Linked DNA regions of Homo sapiens: region 1 is linked to region 2. A link is an interaction called in ENCODE POLR2A ChIA-PET data of the cell type or tissue named here. Cell type or tissue: HepG2. All regions are shown on one strand.

Region 1 (4,000 bases), 260 kb after region 2:
GAAGATGGTACCGTGCATCGCACCTATTTAAGAGGTATACCTGGCTAGAAACATCTAAATTGATATCCTTTTTCTAACTCTTTAGGCAGCTTTTTCTTTTGCTTATAGTGTTTTGGTCCGTTGAAACGACTTCCAATTTATCATAGCCTCACTACTTACTAGATGTGTGACTTTCAGCAAGTCATACTTAACCTCTCTGAATTACAGTCTCTTTATGAACAGAGTGGGGTTAATACTTTCTTCTTTTTGTACCCCAATATGATTTTATCGTCAAGGGAAAACTCCTAAAACTATAGAGTATAGAGAAATATAAGAGTCCAACCTTTGCTGCTGATTAGTTATATGTTCTCTGTACCTCATCCTTCACATGAGAAAATAGTTTCCTAGAGCATCTGGATGACTTGTGTAATGTCTTAGAACCATCAGATAGAGGAAGCAGAACTAGAACTCAGATTTCCTTATGTCTTTCAATTGGAAGTAGTAACAAAGGACAGAAGTAATGAATCGTAGCGCTCCAGTCTGTGTGTTATGGTGCTGCTTAAGTGGTTATAAAGTGATACAACAACTTTGAAGAGAAAAAAACTCAGTTTATAGTCTTTTGTTGATAATTAATAATTAGAATTCAGCTGTGAATAATATGGTTAATTAGAGAAAAGCCCTAAGCAGAGAGATTCCTGCCATAAAGTTTTTGAGCTTTAGTCATAATACAGGCTGTTTGGACTTACATGTTATTAGTGTACAGTTTTAATAAGCTTGGTTATCTAGTTTACTGACTTTATCAAATTAAAAACATGGTGGAGCTTAGGAAGTCCTGAAACAGGCTGGAAATAACTATAGAAACTTCTTAAAAAAAAATAAATACAGGGTCTCACTCTGTTGCCTAGGCTAGAGTATGGTGGCATGATCATGGCTGACTGCAGCCTTCAACTCCCAGGCTGAAGTGACCCTTCTGCCTCATCCTCTGGAGTATCTGGGACTACAGGCACATGCTGCCACACTCAGCTAATTTTATTTTTTTGTAGAGAGGGAATCTCACTGTGTTGCAAAGGCTGATCTCCAACACCTGGCCTCAAGCGATTCTTTTACCTCAAACTCCCAAAGTGCTGGTATTACAGGCGTGAACCACTGCTCAGAGCCAATAGAAACTTTTTAAAGCAGCAGCCGATGCGGTGGCTCACGCCTGTAATTCCAGCACTTTGGGAGGCTGAGGCGGGCAAATCACCTGAGGTCGGGAGTTCGAGACCAGCCTGACCAATGTGGATAAACTCCGTCTCTACTAAAACAAAATCAGCTAGGCGTGGTGGCACATGCCTGTAATCCCAGCCATTTGGGAGGCTGAGGCTGGAGAATCTCTTGAACCCGGGAGGCGGAGGTTGCAGTGAGCCAAGATCATGCCATTGCACTCCAGCCTGAACAACAAGAACGAAACTCCATCTCAAAAAAAATAGAAGCTAGCATAAGTTGTGGAGACATTAAGTTTGGGTAGGTAGTCGTATGTTGCTCAGTAACCCTGAAAGCATCACATTAGAGTAGAATATAAAAATTGTTCATTTTTTGGTAATATTGAATCATTAAGAAAAGGTAAAATCTGTTTAAGAAGGTAAAGGAGCATGTAACTTCATGAGTAATAGTTAAGGAATATACATTCTTATTGAAGGTATAAATTTCAATAAAACATTTTCTAATATGTACAGATAATATACTGTATAAATAAGAAAAATTTTAGTGGTGCATGCTAAAAAAGATAAAAATAAAGGAAGTTTGTTTTGGTTTTTGTTTTTTTGAGACAGAGTCTCACTCTGTCGCCCAGGCTGGAGTGCAGTGGTGCGATCTCGGCTCACTGCAAGCTCCGCCTCCTGGGTTCAAGTGATTCTCCTGCCACAGCCTCCCAAGCATCTGGGACTACAGGTGCCCACCACCATGCCCAGCTAATTTTTGTATTTTCAGTAAAGGGGGGTTTCACCATGTTGGCCATGCTGGTCTCAAACTCCTAACCTCAAGTGATCCTCCCACCTTAACCTCCCAAAGTGCTGGGATTACAGACGTGAGCCACAGCGCCTGGCCGAGGAAATTTTTTAAGATACCCTTTTTTCCAACTCGCAAACTAGGACCGTTAGTGCTTTCCCCTAGGTCTTACTGCTTTAGTCGTCTTGCTCCTTAGGCTGTTCTCTCTTGTAGGTAAGACATACAAAAATTGTCAGACTCTATAAAATCCAGAGTAATTTGAGATCATTGTTTTATAAATTCTAAATGTAAATACCATCATTGTTCTTAACAATGTATTTTTTATCCACTGCATTGGCAATACTTTTACAGACAGTTTTACCTGATTAAGCTTGAATCCAGTACACAAAAGACAATGCTTACTTAGAAAACTGCAGTTTTAAAAGAAAATTAAGTGGTCATGAAATTATAATGTAAAAATAAATTACGGTATTAACTTGACTTTTTCATTATGGAAAAACATGCTTAATCTGCTATTCTTGCTTTAGGGAACTTAGCAGAGAGCAAATGCTATTTGATAACAGTTACTCCAGTATATGCTGATGGACCAGGAAGCCCTGAATCCATAAAGGCATACCTTAAACAAGCTCGTAAGTCCAAACTCACTTCTTTGAAAAAAAAAGTTTAGGGCTTTGTATTAACAGAAACATTTTATCGCTTTTAAATAAAGATGTATCTCATTATGTTCAAATGATTTTATGACAAGGAAATTTTACTAGATTGTAAATGATTTTCAGTTAGCAAATGTGTTCACTCTGTTACAGCACCTTCCAAAGGACCTACTGTTCGGACAAAAAAAGTAGGGAAAAACGAAGCTGTCTTAGAGTGGGACCAACTTCCTGTTGATGTTCAGAATGGATTTATCAGAAATTATACTATATTTTATAGAACCATCATTGGAAATGAAACTGGTAATAAAACTGTATCAGTTATTAAGAATCAGTTATTTTTTCCTTAAGCTTTTAAGTACTAATTTAAGTCTGTTCTTCTTATACATCTTATAGTATATTGGCCTCAGGAGACACCTGAGAATTTGCCTTATGGTTACTTTCATGGATTTATTGAAAAAGTATTGTGTTGTGCTTTAGAACATAAAATTATGTCAGAACATTATAAAAGTTGTTTTCCAACAAAAATACTTCGCTTCTTTTTTAACACTTTCACAATGCCAAATATAGGCCAAATAAGCAAAAGCATTGAATAGTTGAATGAAGCACAGTTCTTATTTCTTCCAGCTGTGAATGTGGATTCTTCCCACACAGAATATACATTGTCCTCTTTGACTAGTGACACATTGTACATGGTACGAATGGCAGCATACACAGATGAAGGTGGGAAGGATGGTCCAGAATTCACTTTTACTACCCCAAAGTTTGGTAAGAAATAATGAAGTTTGGTTTTTTTTCTTTCTCAAACTTAGGTTAGAAATGAACTTAGTTTATGTGCTAAAATTGTGTTAAAAAGTACATCTTTGGATTCATGATGATTTTTATATTATCTGGCTTTGGTTGGTGGTTTCTTTATAGAAAGTGTTATTCCTCACCTTTTTGGTATTTTATTAACTGCTTCTGACTATATTCAGCTGTACTAAAAATCCTAAAAGAATTTGTGTATCTTTCCATGTGGGTTCATTTTTTTCACTGGTTTGGGTGTGTTCTTTCCTTCTCTATCCTCATTTCTTTCTTTTATTGAGAGATTACTTGAAGGACTAGTCCACTTTACAGTCTTCACTTCCGTACCTCCCACTCAGTATTTAACATACTGAAATTAGGGGTCCTACCCCACCCCTGCACTGAAACCTCTCTGGTGTCACTCAGAAGACCTCTTGATCATCATATGTACTGCATGCTTTTTAGTTTTCATCTTTTTTCTACTTTTTTTTTTTGGAGGCAGGGTCTTACTCTGTTGCCCAGGCTACAGTGGAGTGCAATGGCATGAACATGGCACACTGCAGCCTTGACCTCCTGGGCTCAAGTGATCCTCCTACCTCAGTTTC
Region 2 (4,000 bases):
CAGAAGGAAATTAATCCTTCAGGGACACTCATAGGCTTTGCAGTGCTTCTGCTTTCCCTGCCCTCTGGTCCTGGTGTTCTATCTTCCGAGACTACGACGCCTTCTGGATAAAACTCTCCCTTTGCTCGTAAGCCAGCCTATCTGTTTACTTCCATCTGCCATGCTAGTCTCAGGCAAGTTTCTGGACTCTTTGCTGCTCTAGTAATCTATCTAGTTTTGAAGCAGAATCTCACTATTTTAATTATTACAGTTTTATATGTTGTACTATTCGATAGAGGAAATCTCCCTCAATATTGTTTTTTTTTTCAATTTTATTGGATATTCTTACCTACTTTTTGTTTGTTGTTTTCTTTGTTTTTGCTTTTAGAATGGTAATATATTCACACACTTTTAAGGTATTTAAAATGTCCGATGAGTAATCCATCCCCGCTCCTACCTTCAGTGGTCCAATTCCCTTCCCTGGAAGCAAAATAATGTAACCAATGTCTTATGCATCCTTCCAGAGAGATTCAGTGTACTAATAAGCAAATACTTAAATATATTCTTTTGTTTTCTTTAAAACATAATTATCTATTTATTTTTACAAATAAAAGTTAATGTTTTCCTGACACCTCCTCCCAAACAATTGTTGGAACTTTGATTGAAATGAGAGTAAACATATTTTAATCTGGTAATAATTAAAATTGTATATACTCTTTAGTCCTCCTGTCTAGGACTATGGTATGCATTTCCATAAATCCAACTTTTCTGTTATATCCCACAATAAAGTTTTTATCCAGAAGGCATCTTAGTCTCAGAAGGTAGAACACCAGGACCACAATATAGTTTTTCTCATTTAAATTATGATATTTTGGTGAGGTTTATTCCTGGGTATTTTATATTTTCATGTAATGAATTATTTTCCCCCTTATGTTATTTAATATAGAACTATCTCGTTTTATATTTATTTTTAAATCTGACTAACTTAATTGAATCTTATTAATTCTACTTATTCTATGGATAATTCCCATGTGCTGTCTGATAGATAATTAAATCATTCAAACCCTGATGGTCAGTGCCACATAGTGGTTGAGAACCCCGGCTTCAGGCCAGATGGACTGGTTTCAAATCCTGTCATTTAATAGCTGTGCAACTCTGGGAAAGTTGTTGAACCTTTCTGTGCTTCAATTTTCTCATCTTTAAATGGAGCGGAGGGGTTAAATACTACCTACTTCATAAAGTTGCTGAAACAAATAAATGGCCTAATTCCAATAAAATTGTTAGGACAGTGCCTGAAAGAAAATTCGTCTGTAAAAGTTAGCTATTAATAAATTATTATTATTTTGCTCTTCCTTTATAATTATTACATTTCATTTCTTTTTGCTTCATATCTTACTGCATTTGTTAGAATTTGTCTTATTTCTTCCCTTCTCTATTGTTTCACTATTACGTATAATGTTTGCAACTGGTTTGAAATAGATAAGCACTTTTTATCTGTTTATCTTATAGGGGTCAAATTTCATAAATGCCTTTCTGGTGTTTGCTCATACAATCACTTATTTTTCCTTTGTTCTATTGGTATGACATATTTTATTAATAGATATCCTCCAACCAAAGTATCTTTATATTCTAGAATAAACTGTATTTGGCCATGATGCATTATTTTATTTCAATACCCAACTGAAATTGATCCAGTAGAATTTAATTTGAAACTTACAATTTTGTATTCACAAACCGAATTGGTCTATAGGTACGCGTGTGTGTGTGTGTGTGTGTGTGTGTGTGTGTGTGTGTGTCTTTACCAGTTTATGCTAATCTTAGAAAATAAATTTTAAAAATTTTACTTTTTTTCTGTGCTTCAATATGAGAACTATTTGTCCCTTGGCCATTTGATATTTATCTTAATGTTTTAAAAGAACTTGTTCAACCTCACTTTAGAATATTTGTGCTATTACCACTAGCCTTAATTCCCTCCCTGTTGTACAGCCAGCCAATTGTTCACAGGTGTGCTTCCAATTTTGGGTTAATATTTAAAGGTTATTTTTGCTACAGTGAGTATAAACTCTAGCACAATGATGTGTAAGGCAAAACACCATGCCACACAGCTTGTGCAACAGGGTGGAAAGAAGGGTACAAGCTGCCGTGAGTCAGTGAGAATGGAATGTGAAAATGTGGAATGTCCATCCAGCACCAAAAAGAGGTCACAAGTTCACTGGAATATATGAGGGCTTTGTCTCTGAGTGAAAGAGTGCTTCCAGACCACAGTGCACAGGGGTCAGAGGGCGGGATCCAAGGCCTGACAGGCTGCAGCCTTACCTGGGTTTTACCAATTGCCACCTGTGCAAGTTTGGATAAGTCACTTTGTTTCTACTCTGTACCTCAGTTTCCTCATCCATAAAATGGGAATAATTGTAGTACCTACCTCAACCTCATACAGTGAGAATCAAAAGAGTCAATTTCTAGGAAGTGCTTACACAGTGCTGGGCATACAGTGAGATACAGTGAGCTCTATGTTAAGTGCTGGCCATCATTAAGACTGTTACTCAGGCATTGAAACGGTCCTGAAAAGATCACATGAGCAATGCAGTACCAGCGGGTGCTCTTATAGAGACTCGGAGATACTGTTTTTCTGTGGAAGTAATCGTGTAGCAGTCTTCACTAACTTTAGGGTTATTCTGAGTCTTTTAATTCCTTCAGATGTGCTACCAACAATTCTAGAAGCTAAGAACTTTGACTGGGGACCTACCACAAGACTTATGGAGTGTGCCTGAAATGGCCTTTGGCTGTACCCCCAAATTCACGCACACCACTACAGAGAGGGTATATCTGGGGTCCCCGCTCCCCAAGCCACAGTTCCAGTGAACAGGCTACAGGAGGAGCCTCCTCTAAAGTGTCAATAATGATTGAGTATATATAAGGTTGCCATTACAATTAAGCAAGGAAAGGGAGAATTAACTAATAACTGACTATTTTGAAAAAAATTGATTGCAGAATACAAAAAGAAAGTTTACAAATTTATATTAAGTACAATTCAATATCAAATAAATAAGCACAAGGTTTCATAAAGTTATTTCTAATCATAAAAGCAGTGAAATCAATTTAAAAATGCAGTATCCATAGATTTTGACTATATAAATGCTGAAAAGATATTTTTTTACCAACAAAACCAAACTGAGAACTTAATTGGCAAACAGGGAAAGGTAACTGTAGCATTATAACAGATGAAGGGTTAGTGTCTTTACTGTATATAAAGCACTTTCTTTTTTTTTTTTTTTTTTTTTTTTTGAGACGTAGTCTCGCTCTGTCGCCCAGGCTGGAGGCAGTCGCGCGATCTCGGCTCACTGCAAGCTCCGCCTCCCGGGTTCACGCCTTTCTCCTGCCTCAGCCTCCTGAGTAGCTGGGACTACAGGCGCCCGCCACCGCACCCGGCTAATTTTTTGTATTTTTAGTAGAGACGGGGTTTCACCGTGGTCTCAGTCTCCTGACCTCGTGATCCGCCCGCCTCGGCCTCCCAAAGTACTGGGATTACAGGCTTGAGCCACCGCGCCCGGCCTATAAAGCACTTTCAAATAAATTGGGTAGAGACAATAGAAAGGATACCAACAGATAATTCATAAAATGGACATAAACATAAAAATACTTCTCTCTCAGGAATAAAAGAAAAAAATGACCATTTCGGGGGTGGTGGCACACTCCTGTAGTCCCAGCTACTCAGGAGGCTGAGGTGGGAAAATAGCTTGAAATCGGGAGGCGGAGGCTGCAGTGAGCTGAGATTGTGCCACGGCACTCCAGCCTGGGCGACAGAACGAGACTCCATCTCAAATTTTAAAAAAAGAAAAAAATGACCATTGAAAATAATCACTATTCTCCTTTCACATCAGCATTAATTTTTTTTAATTGTAAAGCACACTATCACTGATAATGGGGTGAAGTGTGCTCTCAAGCACTGCTTGGGAGTGTGTATTGGTCCAACCTTTCTAGAGGGCAGTTTCACAAAGAGTCAAATCCATTGACTTCCAAG

The links. ChIA-PET counts read pairs that join two places held together with the same protein. Peaks named below come from ENCODE experiments on the same cell type or tissue, not always from the same donor. Only the 100,000 strongest peaks of a DNase experiment are listed, where the experiment ranks them.
Region 1: POLR2A ChIA-PET joins it to region 2 with 5 read pairs; 2 of 35 experiments call an interaction of 5 or more read pairs at or near these places.

The regions. Positions count from the first base shown.
Region 1 is chr5:55,950,844-55,954,843 of GRCh38, reverse strand. IL6ST (interleukin 6 cytokine family signal transducer) reads left to right here. Exons shown (of 17, transcript NM_002184.4): 11 at 1-34; 12 at 2,493-2,594; 13 at 2,769-2,915; 14 at 3,240-3,380. Among named protein-coding and RNA genes, the nearest start is that of IL6ST, 42 kb to the left of the region's middle. In HepG2, no CTCF peak of the experiment used is centred here; no DNase peak of the experiment used is centred here.
Region 2 is chr5:56,209,825-56,213,824 of GRCh38, reverse strand. All of the region lies in intron 2 of ANKRD55 (ankyrin repeat domain 55), which reads left to right. Among named protein-coding and RNA genes, the nearest start is that of ANKRD55, 22 kb to the left of the region's middle. In HepG2, no CTCF peak of the experiment used is centred here; a DNase peak (open chromatin) is centred at 2,164.